Linked DNA regions of Mus musculus: region 2 is linked to region 1. Evidence: chromatin loops called from intact Hi-C (ENCODE). Cell type or tissue: left cerebral cortex. All regions are shown on one strand.

Region 1 (8,000 bases):
ATTTATATAAGATGGAGAAAGTGGGCTGAACACTAGCCAGCACTCACCTATTGCTCTTCTGCCTGCAGGGATAAGTGGACCAGCTGCTTCAAGCTCCTGCTTGCCTTGACTCCCCCACCATGATGAGCTGAACCTTGAACTGTGAGCTGAAATATATCTTCCCTTCCTTAACTTGCTTTTGTCCATGCATTTTATCACAGCAACAGGAGAAGACACTAAGACAACCCACAAGGTGACAGAAGAAGGAAGTGGGCCTTTCAGAAAGTGTCTCCATCATAAGAGTAGGGTCTGTGGATGTGAGTCAGTGCCCTGGCAAGGGGGAATTAAAGGGGCATGTTTGCCCTTCTACTCACTGTCAGTGAACCAGACCAGGCCCTCCCCAAGACACCTTCCTGGTCTCCACAACTCAGTGAGAACTGAGCACCTGTTTGGAGGGTGTTTTTGTTTTGTTTTTTTTGTTTGGTTAGCTGGTTTGGAGGGTGTTTTTGTTTTGTTTTGTTTTGTTTTTGTTTGGTTAGCTGGTTTGGAGGGTTGTTTTTGTTTGGTTGTTTTTGTTTTGTTTTGGAGACAAGATTTCTTTGTATAGTCCTGGCTCTCCTTAAACTCGATTTGTAGACCAGACTGGCCTTGAATTTACAGAGATCTGCCTGCCTTTGCCTCACAATTGCTGGGATTAAAGATGTGTGCCACCCCAATCTGGCTAGCACCTGTTATTTTTCAGACACTCCATTCTTGTGTGTCTGGCAGTCCAAACAGAGACAAAGAGAGGCCAGCTAGCAGGCCTGATCTCCATCCTCAGTGTTCCCCACTGCCCCAGACCAAAACCTCAGAGCAGCACTATAGGTATCCATACATGCTCGCACACATTCAGGCACTCACATACACACACAGGACATGGGTGAATATGCCTGTGTAGGAGTGTGCAGACACATGGATGCAGGCTGCACACACAGACACATGCATGCCTATGACCATGAATGCCAGGCCTTCAGAGAAGAATGGTTAAGAGAAAAACATGCCCAGCCTCCATCGATGCTATCCCCCCAGCAACTGGCTTTGCCTCTGGTTTTCTGCTTTTAATTTTCACATACTCAGTTATGACATCAAAGCGATCTTCCCACAGGTGCACAGGACCCAGGCCATCTCCAGCAGCCCCGATTCCACATTCTCCTTCCCACTGGGCTCTGTGCCTGTGGCATTTTGCTTCTCATTAAACTCCACGTGGGGAGCATGGAGAAGCAGAGACACTGGGGGAGGGGGCGCCTCACATCCACAGCCACCTAGATCAGTTGCTTATGGAGGTAGGTCCCCACTGCTGACCAAGTGTAGCAGAGCAAACTTCCTTCCCCACCTAGACAGCCAGGGCTCCTGTGGAGATCTCTGCGAGGTCGGACAGGACTGTGCAGCTTCTACATCGCTGCACATGACTGAGAAAACCATCTTCCATCTCTCCTTGTTGCCTCACTAGAACGACAGGGTTTTGCCTGAGAACAAGATTTGGATGCTAAGAAGCAGGTGGCTGACCACTTGAAGCAGCTGGGATGTGAGTGGACAGTGGGAAGCAAGCTCAGGGGCAGGCTGGCATGCCTCACTGATAGCAAGGGCTACATCAAAGGCAGGGTAAAAAAAATAGCTGTGTATGATAAAGGCTGATATATGGAACAGAGGACCCTCCAGCAGAGGGGAAGAAGAGAAATGGGTCGGAGGCTTTCAAATCCAGAAGGCAAACAAATGCCTTAAGCAAAGCCCTCTGCACCTCCCTCCCGCCTCCCCTCTCTATTCAAGTCCTTGAAGCTTCTCCACCTCCTACCAGGCCTGCTGGGCTGGGGTTTGGTGGTAGAGGCTCTCTGTGCGAAAGATCAGACCCAGAGTGGTCCCTACTACTGCCCCCCATATCCTGTGCACACCAGGCCTGCACACATGGAGTGCCCAGATCCCAGCATCTGGGGGACAAAGAGAGAAGCCTGGGGTGGCACCCAGATTAAATAGATGCAAGGCACAGCAGCACACATCAGATGCTGAAAATCATCCTCAGAGAAACAAAGAGAGGCATCCATGAAAAAAAGAACAGCCCCTTAAGTGTATAAACAAACAAACATCAAAACAAAAACAAAAAACGCTAGGAAGAATCTGTTCGTAACTCGTGGAATGAAACAAAAAAGGAAAGATTCCACTAAAGGGCTGGAGAAGTCTATCTAGGAAATTACTAGAACTTATATCAGAAAGAATAAACGTGAAAGACAGGATAAAGGTGATTGGAAATTCAGGAAATGATGATCCAGAGGAGGCAAAAGTGTGACCATTATCACAAAGACAATTAGGAAAACATCTACACACCCTAGGTTCCGTTGGGTGGCACCTAATACTAGAGACACTTTGTTGGGAAATCTCAGAACAAAGAGGATTTAAAAAAAAAAAAAAAGGTATGAAACCCACAGGAAAGACTCCTCTTTTACACAAATGCCCTGGGAGCAGCTTGGCATTCAACTTTCTCTAAGTAATCGCAGGTATGCCGGCTCCCACACAAGGGCACTAAGCAAGGGAAAGTAAGTGTTGAATAGGAGCCAAGCGGAAGGCAGGGGGCGAGGAATGAACGCCCAGATTTCTGTGGTCCTGGTAGGTGAGACAGGGAAAGAAACCAAAACCAAAGGACCACGTGATCCGCTGAACACACCTAGACCTGGCACCCAAGTCTCCCGCGGTGAGGACTACAGGCTCAGAAGAAGGGCACCAAATGCCTTCTAACCCCAAACTAGCTAAGTCCCTTCTCATCACCCCTAAGCCAGAGCAGGTTGTAGCTTAGCCTAAGCCTCAGCTGGTTGCTATGGAAATGATTGGCCCTTAAGCGGAGCAAATACCTTGGTACTCATTTCTTTCCAAAACGAGGCAGCGGAAGCTGTTGAGATGTTGCTGTGGGTCAAAAGCGGAGCGATTGTTAGGGTTTAGAGAAGGTGTGGATTTACATACTCAGAGAGAGGGGGTGGGGCTGAGGTGTGAAGCTTAACTTCCAAAGATGAGAAGCCTGGGATTTAATCATTCAATCTCTCTCGCGCCCTCGCCCTCGCCCTCTCCCCCTCCCCATTTCCCCCTCTCTCTCCCCCTCTCCCTCTCTCCCCCCCCCCCGCTCTCTCTCCCTCTCTCCCTCCCCCTTCCCCTCTCTCTTCCCCTTCCCCTCTCTCCCCCTCCATTTCCCCTTCTCTCCCCTCCCCTCCCCCTCCCCCTCCCTCTCTCCCCTGATAATAAAAAGAAGTGTCACAGGCAGGAGAGATGGCTCATCAGGTAAGAGCACTGACTGCTCTTCCAAAGGTCCTGAGTTCAATTCCCGGCAACCATATGGTAGCTCACAACCATCTGCAATGTGTCTGAAGACAACTACAACGTACTCATATACATAAAATAAATAAATAAATCTTTAGAAGAAGAAGAAGAGAAGGAGGAGGAGGAGGAGGAGGAAGAAGAAGAAGAAGTGGTGTCACACAAAGAGATGGAGTACTAGCCCTCTGGCTTCACAGAGTGAGGTCCTGAGCACACAGCAGACTAAACCAGAACTATAGACCACCCAAGGCTTTCCATACTCCTCTCCCTTCCAGAACCTTTTCCATAGTCATCTACCTGTCATTCTTCAAGAGTAAAGCCAAGCACCTATTTAGTGCCAGGCATTGCAAATTTTTACATAAAATCCATCTTGGAGCTGAAAAGATCATTCAACAGTTAGAAGCCAGTACTTCTTTCAGAAGGCCAGAGTTCAAGTTCACAGCACCAACACATCTGAAACTCCAGGTCCAGGGTGATCTGGCGCCCTCTTCTGGCCTTCCAGGCACCTGCATGCATGGGCACAAATCCCACCACAGACATGAAATTTTAAAAAAATAAATAAAACTTTAACCTGGCCATAAAAAGGCCTGCACAGAGGCATGTGTGGGATTATGGGATATCCATCTAAGCAGCCTCCTCCACTTGAAGTGGAGTAAGGGGGCCGGATCAGGTTTGCTTGTGGGGTCCTCAGTAGGCTCCCATAGGTTGCAAGGTTGGGGAAGTTCTACATGGAAACCAAATGATGCGCAGACCAATCCTTCCAGGCTGGAACTTAAGGTCAGGTCTGAGATCTAAGGACTGGATATCAAGTGAGGCTGGAGAGGCAAGCAGATAGTTCACAACTGAAGCTAGCATCCCCTCCTGCAGAGGCCCACCTGGAGGAAAACCCAATGCAGTAAACCAGGAAGGCATAGAGGCCCAGAGACCTGCCTGCAGGGGAACACCCTTTTCAAAGAAGGAGAGAGAAGGGAGGGAAACTGGTTTTCTCAAAGGTCTTGGAAGGATGGTTAGAGAGGTCAAGAAGGGAGTTTTTAAACCCCCTTCTCCATCTCTCAGGGGTTGCTCTGAATTCTCCAGTCTCCTCATACCACCCCCATCCCAGCCACCCAGTTCAGGCCCCCTAGGTAATTATAAAGAAGTTAAACTGAATTACACACGCAGGGTTTATTTTGTGTTTTTCTGCTGCTGCTGCTGCCAATTATGGTGCAATTAGACTGCCTTCATTAGCAAATGAGATTAGAATTAACATTGTTAATTACTCGTTCTGTTAAATGGGGAAGCAGTGTGGTAGGGGGGCACTGGGTGGAGAAGGGAGGGACCATATATGGCAGGTTCACATCCCACATCCAGGAGGGTTCCTGGGCCCATGGGCTCTGGAGCAGGGACAGGATTTACCAAATGTCCAGTGACAGGCAGGTATCAGGGACTAGGGACTCTGCTCTTTGTTAACGTCCACTGAGCATGCAGTCTGTGCTGTCACCTAACCTGTACACACCATGAGACATGGGTGCTAGCATCCCACTTTACAAAGGAGATAAATGATGCTCAGTGTAGCTAAGAGACCTTCCCAAGGTCACACAGCGATGGCAAGAGGCAGAGTGAAGTACCGCTCTACTCCTGAGCACTAGGACCCTTGGTTTTCCTTTTAAACAAACTCCTTTGATGACCTATCTTGCCCCACAAGAAACATGAACCCCCAGTTTTCCGATGTGGGAGCTGAGATCCAGTAGATAATGATTGGTTGGCAAGCCATGGTTGGCTCTCTGGCTCGGACCTCCACCTGCTTTTATACATAAACTTTATTAGAGCCCAGACACGCCATCTAGGTATGTGTTATAAATAAATACTACTGGCTTGTTATGTTGCAGATATTCTCAACTGTAAAATTTAGTTGATAATGTTTTTAGTTTTTAAAATCAAATTTTATTTATTTTGTGTGTATAGTGTGGGGTGCAGAGTCCCACGATGCCCGTGTGGAGGCCGGAGGATGACTTGCGGGAGTCTGTGCTCTCCTTCAACCATTAGGTAGGCTGGAACTCAGGTTATTAGGCTTGCAAAGCAAGTGCCTTTACCTGCTGAGCCATCTTGCTGCTGCCAGTTTGTAAATTATAAACTAAAGCAACGGTTGAGTGGATACAGCGGTGTCCACATGGCCTGTGAATACGGCGGCAGCGGAGGAGGAAACATGGTCAGTACATTCTACTTTAAGGCATCAGGATTCAATCCTGCAGACAGGATCCCGCTGGCATTTGAGGGTTGCTGGTATCTGAGTTCTGGCAGCAAGGAAGAATTAGGGCTTGTGGGGACCAGAGAGATGGCTCAGCAGTTAAGAGCACTGACTGCTCCTGCAGACTACTCAGCATCTGGTTCCCAGCATCCACATGGTTACTCACAACCCTCTGTGACTCCAGGTCCAGAGGAACTGGTGTCTTGTTCTGCACTCTGTGGACACACCTGAATCAAGGTGCACACCCATTACATGCAGGCAAAACACCCATACATAGAAAATAAAAATAATTTTTTTAATGCACAAGAATGTGTCTATATGGGTTCATGCCAGATGAGGTCATCAGATCCCATTATAGATAGTTATGAGCCACCACGTGGTTGATGAGAATTGAACTCGGGACCTCTGGAAGAGTATCCAGTGCTCTTAATCTTTGAGCCAACTCTCCAGCCCCTAAATCTTTTTTAAGTGAGGTTGTGGGGTGAAGAAGGAACTTCAGGACTCCGTCCCAGGTGTTATCTAGAGAATCCCAGCCCTCAAGGGGAGGGAGCAGACTCAGTCCCCACTCTCACTCATCTTTGTTAAGTGCCCTGCTTGGTCTCTACATACCCTAGCTTGAGCCCCTCTGACATGCCCTCAGCCTCTGCTCCTCTCTTCCTGACCCATGGGTGTGTGGGTGTCACAATGGCTCCTGGGACTCCCCCAGCAAGTCTCACCTCCCAGCTATGAGGATTAGAGAATTCATGAACCAGGAACTGTGCAGAGAGGACTAAGGGCTGAGTAGCCCCCAAAGAGAGCTGGATCCAGAGGGCCACCTCTTCCGGATTGCTGGATACCTCCCTGACCACATGTCAACCATCAGCACTGATTGACTCTGAAGACCTTGCTGCTTTCTTAGGAACAGTTGCTGGAGGGAGGAAACAAGTTATCTAAGGCATCCTTTGTCTCAGATCTCCAGGTAGGGACTTCAGGATGCTAAGACCTTCTATCACGGGATATGCTGAGTGGTAACTGAGAAGGTCCGTGCTGGGAGGGGTCTTTCTCATTCACAAGGATTGTCTTCTTGCCTCTTTGCCTGGAAAACACCCCCCAGTGAGCTTTTACTTCCCGCAGGAGTTAACTATAACCTATGAAAGGCTGCCTTCTGCAGAAAAGAGTGAGAATGTGAGCCAGGTGCTGCTTCAGGGGACTATCTGTTACCTCTGCACTAAGGCTGCCAGTATCTGAGTCCTGACAGCAAGAAAGAATTAGGGCTTGTGGAGACCACAAGGATGGGTGACCACACTTAGACAGCTGGAGCAAATCCTGGGATATGGCCTCTTTTCCCTCCCTGTCCAGACCTAACTCCACTTCCAGATGCCCATAAGACATGCTCTCTGTCTGTCTGCCTCTCTCTCTCTCTCTCTCTCTCTCTCTCTCTCTCTCTCTCTCTCTCTGCCTCTCTCTTCCCCATGTCCCCTCTCTCTACTTGCAGGCCTCTTGGTTATCCCAATTGTCCTCTGTCCCCAGGATTTGTTTCCTCTCCCTGCTATTGTATCCCAGTGGCCACTGGGTTTGTTTCAGAAATCCTCTGGGATTTTTAAAGCTTTCTGCTTCGCTGATGGCTGGTCGGTCTTGAGGGGAGATGGAGAGGGCTCCTGCCCTTTCCTTCTTTCCCTTTTTAGGGTCGGGAGATCCATTCAGATGACTAACCAGGCTCCCAGGATTCTCTACCTCTCCCAACTTGCTGCCCAGACCATGAAAAAAAAAATGCTTTCCCTGGATCCCTAGAGGATACCATGTAATCTGACTCAAACCTGAGCATTTGGGACCTCAAAGAGAAGCTTTGATCCCTTTTAGGGGGATGAGTACCCCTGTAGTTGGGAAAGAAAGGTGACAGGATCCTAAAAGAGTGATCCTCCAGCACCTCCCACCCCTGTCCCCACCATTCAGGTAAGGGACAGTTTCCTAGAGAAAGGCTCATCTCCTTGAGCCTCAAGGATAGGCTGGGCAAGGATACAGAGAAGTGAGGGATGGATGGATATATGAATGGGTGTATAGATGGATGGATGGAGGATGGATGGATGGATGGATATGTGGATGGATGAATGGATGGATGGATGGATGGATGGTTGAATGGGTATGTGGACGGATAGATGGATGGATGATGGATGGATGAATGGATGGGTATGTGGATGGATGCAGATGGTTGGATGGGTATGTGGATGGATGGATGGATGGATGGATGGATGGATGATGGATGGATGGATGGTTGGATAGGTATGTGGATGGATGGATGAATGGATGGATAGATGATGGATGGATGGATGGATAGATGATGGATGGATGGATAGATTGATGGTTGAATGGGTATGTGGACAGATGGATGGATGATGGATGGATAGATAAATGGATGGGTGTGTGGATGGATGTGGATAGATGGATGCTTGGATACATGGATTAATGGTAAGCCTGGCTC
Region 2 (8,000 bases), 140 kb after region 1:
TTTAGCATCTCCATGCTTTCCTGTCGTTTCTATTGTACCCTGTGCTTCACTTTATCATGGTTCAGATATACACTATACACACACACACACACATCTCACCATTGCTAGTCTCCTTCCTTCCTCCCCCAACCCTAGTCCTTGCGAGGTGTCCATCGTTCACCTGTGTTTCAGAGGAACACTAACCCTAACTCAACCAGTGGGATCTAAATTAGCCTAATCAATTCCCCTGACAATGGTATTCAGTTTAAAATGTGTGTAAGACTAAGGTTGGCCCAGGGGAGGATTAAAATGCTATAGCTGGAGGAATGTCTTTATCTTACCCACACCTGCTGAGTCACACTGGCTTCCTCTGATGGTCTTACCTTCAAGATCCATTTTAGGATGAAGCCTTATTATGGGCAAAAGAGTTAAGAGATCAAAAGGACCTATGTACTTGATGGCTGGTTGAACTTTTAAATTCCCCAGTCACAGACTATACACTATTTTCTTATGTAAGATGATGACTGATTTCTGTATAGGTAAGAGAATTTTAGTTGTTTCCATGATTTAAGTCCAAATCTAAATGAGGTAAGTTACAGACACTGAATAGATAATTCTCAAACACGAAGAAGCCAGAATCTCCACTTCAACAAGGTTATGTTTCTTAGATAGTCTCTGAGGAAGACAGAAAACTCAAATAATTATAGAAAAGACGGATAATGTCGAGAGAAGAATACAATTAAACAACAGTACAAAGAAATGTGAATGATGGCTTCACAGGCTGATGAAGAGAGGATTCGGCTAAGTGCTTTAGGAAACAGGGACTAGAAAAACCCACAAAGTGGGGCTGGAGAGATGGCTCAGTGTTTAAGAACACTGACTGCTCTTTCAGAGGTCCTGAATTCAATTCCCAGCAACCACATGGTTGCTCACAACCATCTGTAATGGGATCAGATGCCATCTTCTAGTATGTCTGAAGACAGGACAGCAACAGCTACTCACATACATAAAATAAATAAATCTTAAGAAAAGAAAAGAAAAAAGACACAAAGTGAAAACCCTCCAATCATCTTTCCCATTATTTTTAAAGGAACAACATTTTGTTTCAACTTTTATTAGTTACATTTTCTTTTCTAAGCAGGATTCATGGGTACACGGGAGCTTTCTCTTTAACCTTTCTATATATCATTAAATATTTTATATTTTTAAAAGTATATAATTGCAATAAAAGCCATTACTTTGGCAAAAAATAAAAAGCACTTTCCATTTACAACTGCCTAAGGTTATCTTAATTAAAATTAGTTCTCATCCTCTAAAATTAAATTTAAAAAACTTGCTTTGTGTGAATGTTTAATACCTCAGAAATGTAAAGATCAGCTTGCTTTAGCAACTCTCCAATGATCAGGACATTTGAGGTAGTGCCATCCCCTGTGACATGGTCTTGGGCTGCTGCCACTTTTGCAATGATGGAAGCCGTTGGGTGTTGAATTTGCTGGAAAAGGTAAACAGCAAATTTAAAGACAGAAACTATGATGCGGAAAGCCACTGAATCCAAGGCAGCCCAAGGGACAATAGTAAAATTAACAAGCAAACGTCATGCTGCGCACTTACAAGGTCTGCATTATCAACATTTAGTAAATGTCAAATCCAAAGTTTTAAAGTTGAGAATTAATGAGGTTTGAACATTGTATGAAAGTCTTTGCTTCAAAATGCAATGACATTTCCAAGAAGAGATTAAGCCCTTCAATCTCTAAGAGGAATATATTTATGAACACCGTAGAGGACTTTTTCTTTTTGCATGATTACAGAGACTATAATGAAGTGCTCTGGAAAAGATGTTATTAATTTGTAAGTCTCCCTAAGCTATCAGAATCTATAAACATTTGAAAACTGCAAAAATCATTCTGTTGAGGTTTAATCCAACAGCCATATCTCAAGACTGCAGTATTTAGCTGGCAGCCTTAAAAATACAAATTGTGGTCAGGTGGTCTTGGGGAAGGCCTTTAATTAAAAAAAAAAAAAGTTGGGTTAGAGAGACAGCTTAGCCATTAAGAGTATGTTCTGTTCTTCCAGGAAGTGGAGTTTGGTTCCCAGCACCCAGAAGTGGCTCAAAGTCCAGCTCCAGGGAACCTGAAACCCTTTTCTGGCCTCTGCAGGTACCAGCATACATGTAGCATACATTCATAAAGATAGACCCTCATACATATGAAATTTAAAAATCAATAAAATCCTTAAAAATATAAATTGTGGGCTGGAGAGATGGCTCAGCGGCTAAGAGCACTGACTGCTCTTCCAGAGGTCCTGAGTTTATTTCCCAGCAATCACATGGTGGCTCACAACCATGAGATCTGAAGCCCTCTTCTGGTGTGTCTGAAGACAGCAACAGTATACCCACATACATGAAATAAATATATATATATATACATGGATAGATAGATAGATAGATAGATAAATAGATAGATGGGGGAGGGGGGTAAGGTTGAAGGTGTAGCTTAGTGGTAAAGAGCACTTGCCCAGTATATGAGGGTGCATCACTCAATCTCTAGCATTGCAAAAAAAAAATATATATATATATATTTTTCAAGACAAGGTTTCTCTGTGTAGCCCTGGCTGTTCTGGAAGTTGATCTGTAGAACAGGATAGTCCTAAACTCAGAGATCTGCCTGTCTCTGCCTCTGGAGTGCTGGGTTTAAAGGCATATACCATCAAGCCCAGCTAAAAATTTTTTTTCTTTAATTTATGTGCATCGGTGTTTTGCCTGAATGTATGCTTATGTGAGGAACTGGAGTACAGAGTTGTGGCCTCCCATATGGGTTCTGGAAATTGATCCCAAGTTCTCTGGGAAAACAGCTCTTAATCACTAAGTCATCTCTCCGGCCTGCAATAAACAAACAAACAAACGAACTTTCAGAGTGTACCTTCCCCACCCCAATGTTGAACCTAGAGTCCTGCACATGCTGGGGAAGTGCTCTATCCCTGAGCTGCATTCCCAGCCCATGTGCCATGTTCTTAATTAAAGCTTATACAATTTATCATAGCCAGCAGCAGCTCGGCACTGCATCTAATACCTGAATCCAACACTCAGGAAGCTGAGGCAGGCAAGAAGGGGAGAGGAAATTGTGAATTTGCGGCCAGCCAGGGCTACATAGGCAGCTCCTGTCTGAGAAAAGAAAATGACAAAGAGCATTGGCTCACCATCTCATGAAGCAGTACATTGCCGTCTTTGGTGAGTTTGATGTCACCTGCCCCAGAAACAAGCCTGTAAAAAGGACAATGGTGCTTAACTACACAAGCCAAGAATCAACAAACCCTCCCGAGTTCTTGCCATTTATGGTCCTAAAAACAGTTGACTGGGCTTGGAAACGCTACACTGAGCCACGTGGTGACATGTGGTAGTGACTGCCACTTGCGTCTCATGGGATTAGTTCTCCCGGATGACCTTACAGTAATTTCATTCCAAACAGAGCATTTATGGTTTAAACACGAGCTGATGAGTTATACATGTTGGCTAATGAAAAGTATAAAACAGGGCTGGAGAGATGGCTCAGAGGTTAAGAGCACTGGCTGCTCTTCCATAGGACCTGAGTTCAATTGCTAGCAACCACATGGTGGCTCACAACCATCTATAATGAGATCTGGTGCCCTCTTCTGGCATGCAGGCATACATGCAAGTAGAACATTGTATACATGATAAAAATAAATATTTTTTTAAAAGTATGAAACAGAGTACAAATCTACAAATTTCTGTAGGTTTTTATCTTGGTGAATGTCATGATTCAGCCACTGAATTTAGTTGTCTAGTGCCTTGCATTTATTAAATCACCAAGCTTAGTCAATTCTACAATTAAAATGCCTTTGGACATCTCTCTCCAATTTAATTGTTATCCTTCCTAGACTGCTTAGACAGCATCTTGTCTCCTAATTTGAATCAACCCTCCATGCTACATCTTTCTAAAAGGCAATGGGATTCAGTTTCCTGATCACCAATCCTTCAAAGATGTTACATTCTCTACCATCTTCAAGATAAAAATCCAGGTAATTTATCAGTAACATACTTGGCCTTTTCCAAACTCTCCTGTTCCATCCACCATTATTCCCACAGTAGGTCTTTCTGTTCCCTTAATGCATTATAATGTTTATTTCTGGTGGATTTACACCACTAGGAGGTCTTGATTCCTGTCACTCATTCTTCTACAACTCTGATCAAACATCCCCTGATATCTGAGAGGATTTTCCTTCAATCATCGGTAATTGGGCCCTTTCCTCTGTAAAATCATTTGCATCTCTATATAATTGACATACCTGTCACTGCCATGTCACTTTAAGGATACCATCTCAAAGGCTAGAGAGATGGCTCAGCAGTTAAAAAGCACTTATTGTTTTTGAAGAGGATCTGAGCTTGGTCTCCAGCACCCATATCAAATGGCTTACAACTGCCTATAACTCGAGTTCTAGGGATCTGTCACCCTCTGACCTCTGGGGGCATCTGCTCACACCTGATGCACATAAACTCAGACAGATGTGCACACGTAAATATAAATCAGGTTTTTAAAGGAAAGGACAGAAACTATCCCATCTGTTTTTCCAGCATCTAGTGTTAAGTGGACTCGTTTACTATAAACGCTACTTTGCTCATTCCTCTCAGGGTGTCTCTTTCCCAAGAGACCTTTTGATCTCCCCTACTCTTCTTTCTTCGTAAAACAATGGTGCTAAATAAACATATGTCCAAATGGATGACTAAACATGAAGAACTGTAGGTGCGGAGAGTCCCAACTGCTGGAAGATAATGGAACTTGAATTTGAACCTATGCCTGCCTAGCTCCAAAGCCAGTACCACTCCACCACGTCAAAACAATACTGCCTGCGGCGGAGCTGCAGCCCAACGTCTGCTGAGCGCGCGCACAAGGCTAACAGTTTCTATTGACGGAGTCTTTTCTTCGGGGAGGCGCTCTCTTCCTCGGCTAGAGAATCCTAAGAGCAGGAGTGAGAGAGAGGAAACCGGGTGTCTAAATGTCGCAGCATTGCTCACAGGTTTTCACTGATCAGCATCAGAATCAGAGTGAGCCGCGACACCCCGCACACTCTAGCGGCATCTCACATTTTTAGCGCGCCCTTAGGACCCAAGGTGGGACGCAGCACATCCTGCAGCCCACGGGCGGCGCAGATGTTCACAGCCAAGGCCGCTTGGCTCCGGGTCACTTCAGCGCCAGGGTTAGCGATTTTGATCGCAGCCATGGTTCAACAGTCCAGCCCCAAACTTGCCGACTCCGAACCCTGGCGCCACGCCCACACTCCTGAGTGTGGGCCAATCGGCGCCATAACAGGAAGTGACGCTATCACGCCTCGGAAGCTAGACTCGCCTGAGTCCTGGGCGCAAACATGGCGTCCTCCACCTCTACTCGGACTCCGGCTGGGAAGCGAGTGGTGAATCAGGAAGAACTGAGGCGCTTGATGAGGGAGAAGCAGCGCCTGAGCACCAACCGGAAGAGGATCGAATCTCCATTCGCCAAGTACAACCGTCTGGGGCAGCTGAGCTGCGCACTGTGTAACACCCCGGTCAAGAGCGAGCTCCTGTGGCAGACCCATGTTCTGGGAAAGCAGCACCGGGAGAGAGTAGCGGAGCTGAAAGGCGCCAAAGGAGCAACCCAGGGCCCGTCGACCGGCACTGTACCTCAGGCCACCAAGAGGAGAGCGACGGATGTGGAGAGCCAAGACGCCAAGAAAGCCAAGGCCTCCGCGGGACCTCAGGTACAGCCCTCCACCTCAGCCTCGTCCGCCAACTTGGATGCCGCTAGGGCGGCCCCCAGTAAACCTGGACTCGGTTTACTGCCTGATTATGACGATGAGGAAGAGGAGGAAGAAGAGGGAGGTGGAGAAGAAAGAAGGGACAGCAGCAAGCATCTTCCGGATGCACAGGGCAAAGAACACTCGCTTGCCTCTCCGAGGGAGACAACAAGCAATGTGCTGCCAAACGATCCGTTTAATACAAATCCTCCCAAGGCCCCCTTAGTTCCTCATTCAGGGTCCATTGAGAAAGCAGAAATACATGAAAAAGTGGTGGAAAGAAGAGAGAACACCGCCGAAGCATTACCAGAAGGGTTCTTCGACGACCCTGAGGTAGATGCAAAGGTCCGGAAGGTGGATGCCCCAAAGGATCAGATGGACAAAGAGTGGGACGAGTTTCAAAAGGCTATGAGGCAAGTCAACACTATCTCTGAAGCGATCGTTGCTGAAGAGGATGAGGAGGGACGGTTGGACCGGCAGATTGGAGAGATTGATGAGCAGATAGAATGTTACCGCCGAGTGGAAAAGCTGCGGAATCGCCAGGATGAAATAAAAAACAAACTTAAAGAGGTTTTGACCATAAAAGAACTTCAGAAAAAGGAAGAGGAGAATGTGGACAGTGACGACGAAGGAGAATTACAGGATTTGCTGTCTCAGGACTGGAGGGTAAAGGGGGCTTTGCTGTAAGGTTTTGAAGACCCAAGCTTTCCATCAGTCCCCGCTGTCCCTTAAAAAGTGCTGTGTCCAAGTTCTTGGGTTCCTCTGACCTTGGATACCCCTAATTGTTGGGATAAAGTAAGCCAGTGAGGAGTAATACTTTGGGGATGGTACTGTGTGCGGTGCTATTTATTATAAAATGTTTGAGGTAAAACCGTTTTTGACATTTTTGAAATTATAACCACAAATTGCCAACTTTTTCATCTTTACAGGTTCAATGTGGTTTTTCAGTTGTAAAATCTAAGTTGTAAATATTGCACATAGCTAAGTATATATTTATATAAGTCACTCTGTTTTGATCCTTATATTAGTCAGATAAAAAAGACACATGTTTATATGACCTCGATGTATATATATTTTCAAGCCTTAAACTCCAAGGGTTGGCGCTTTGGGAAGGTTGTTTTTAGAAGGCCACTCATAAACACATATTCTTCATAAAGCAGTGGATGGGTATTCTTTTTTCAAAAGCATACAGATGTCCAGACTCCAGCACAGTGTTTCTTTTGACAAGATCAATGATTGCTAAGTTGTACATCAGTATCACCTGTGAAACTTTTGATTGTTCATGGAATGTCAAATCGCCTATGAAGCTTTAGTGCCTGAGCCCCATCTTAAAGAGGTTTTGACCATAAAAGATTCCATAAATTAAATGGGATCCAGATGACAATATTCTTGACTATTCCCAGGTTATTCTAGTATTTGCCCAGGTTGGAGATTCAGCTGCCTTAAGTGTAAAACCTATCTATATATTTTTCAGGCTTTGTTTTCCTTGAACATGCTCTGTAGTTTACTGTACTCCCTGCCCCCGAGTGCTGCTAAACAGATCAGAGCTATGGGAATGCTAGGCAAGTATTCTCCCACCACCAAGCCAGTTTTCAAATGAAGGAAATATTACCCCATTGAGTTGGAAATTTTATTTTTGTGGTAAATCAGGCTTGTGTTTACAGGTTCTTTCAATGGCAGGAAGATAGGTAAGTTGCTAGTAAGGCAATGCCAGTTACCTTATTCTAGTTATTGATATTTTAAAGTTTTCCTTGCTTTGGAGGATGAGTGTTTTATATACAGCATCTTCCAATTTACTATAATAGCTAAGACATACTGTTCTAAGCCTAGGCCAGTCAGGATTCTAAGCACTTTACATATATTAACCCATTCTAGCTCAGGTTTTATAAGGAAAACCACCAAGAAGAAAAGGCCTGAAAGCCTTGAAAACTGGATGTGGTGCCTCACCCCTGACATTGCAGCTTTTGGAAGGCTGAGGGAGATGCAGCCTGGACTATGTAGTGAGACCTTGTCTAAAATAAAAAAAAAAAAAAATCCTTTAATTCTAAAGAACTGTTTTTACAGGCAATGTGGAAATAAATGGAGGATTTGGGTTTTTTTAAACTGAAGAAGTCTGTGACAATTCGGTGTTATTCTAGTTGTAGTGTGTGGTATGGAAGAAGTCTAGGACAAGGAACTGGGAAATTATGTACACAACACTTCAAAAGTTAAGCGACTGATTAGTTATGGACTAAGAG

Evidence for each region. Peaks named below come from ENCODE experiments on the same cell type or tissue, not always from the same donor. Only the 100,000 strongest peaks of a DNase experiment are listed, where the experiment ranks them.
Region 2: a loop joins it to region 1, with 3 times the contacts of the local background. A loop is called at or near these places in 5 of 42 quality-filtered maps.

What each region holds. Positions count from the first base shown.
Region 1 is chr11:82,615,815-82,623,814 of GRCm38, forward strand. No RefSeq gene overlaps it. Among named protein-coding and RNA genes, the nearest start is that of Gm11426, 14 kb to the right of the region's middle. In left cerebral cortex, a CTCF peak has its summit at 3,828 (motif pointing left); a DNase peak (open chromatin) is centred at 2,799.
Region 2 is chr11:82,759,014-82,767,013 of GRCm38, forward strand. It overlaps Cct6b (chaperonin containing Tcp1, subunit 6b (zeta)), which reads right to left and starts at 5,308. Exons shown (of 14, transcript NM_009839.3): 1 at 5,078-5,308; 2 at 3,175-3,238; 3 at 1,337-1,471. The coding sequence starts at 5,214. Zfp830 (zinc finger protein 830) reads left to right here and starts at 5,332. Exons shown (of 1, transcript NM_025884.4): 1 at 5,332-8,000. The coding sequence starts at 5,359. The coding sequence ends at 6,450. In left cerebral cortex, a CTCF peak has its summit at 3,617 (motif pointing left); DNase peaks (open chromatin) are centred at 5,006 and 5,305; H3K4me3 peaks cover 2,214 bases; H3K27ac peaks cover 1,106 bases.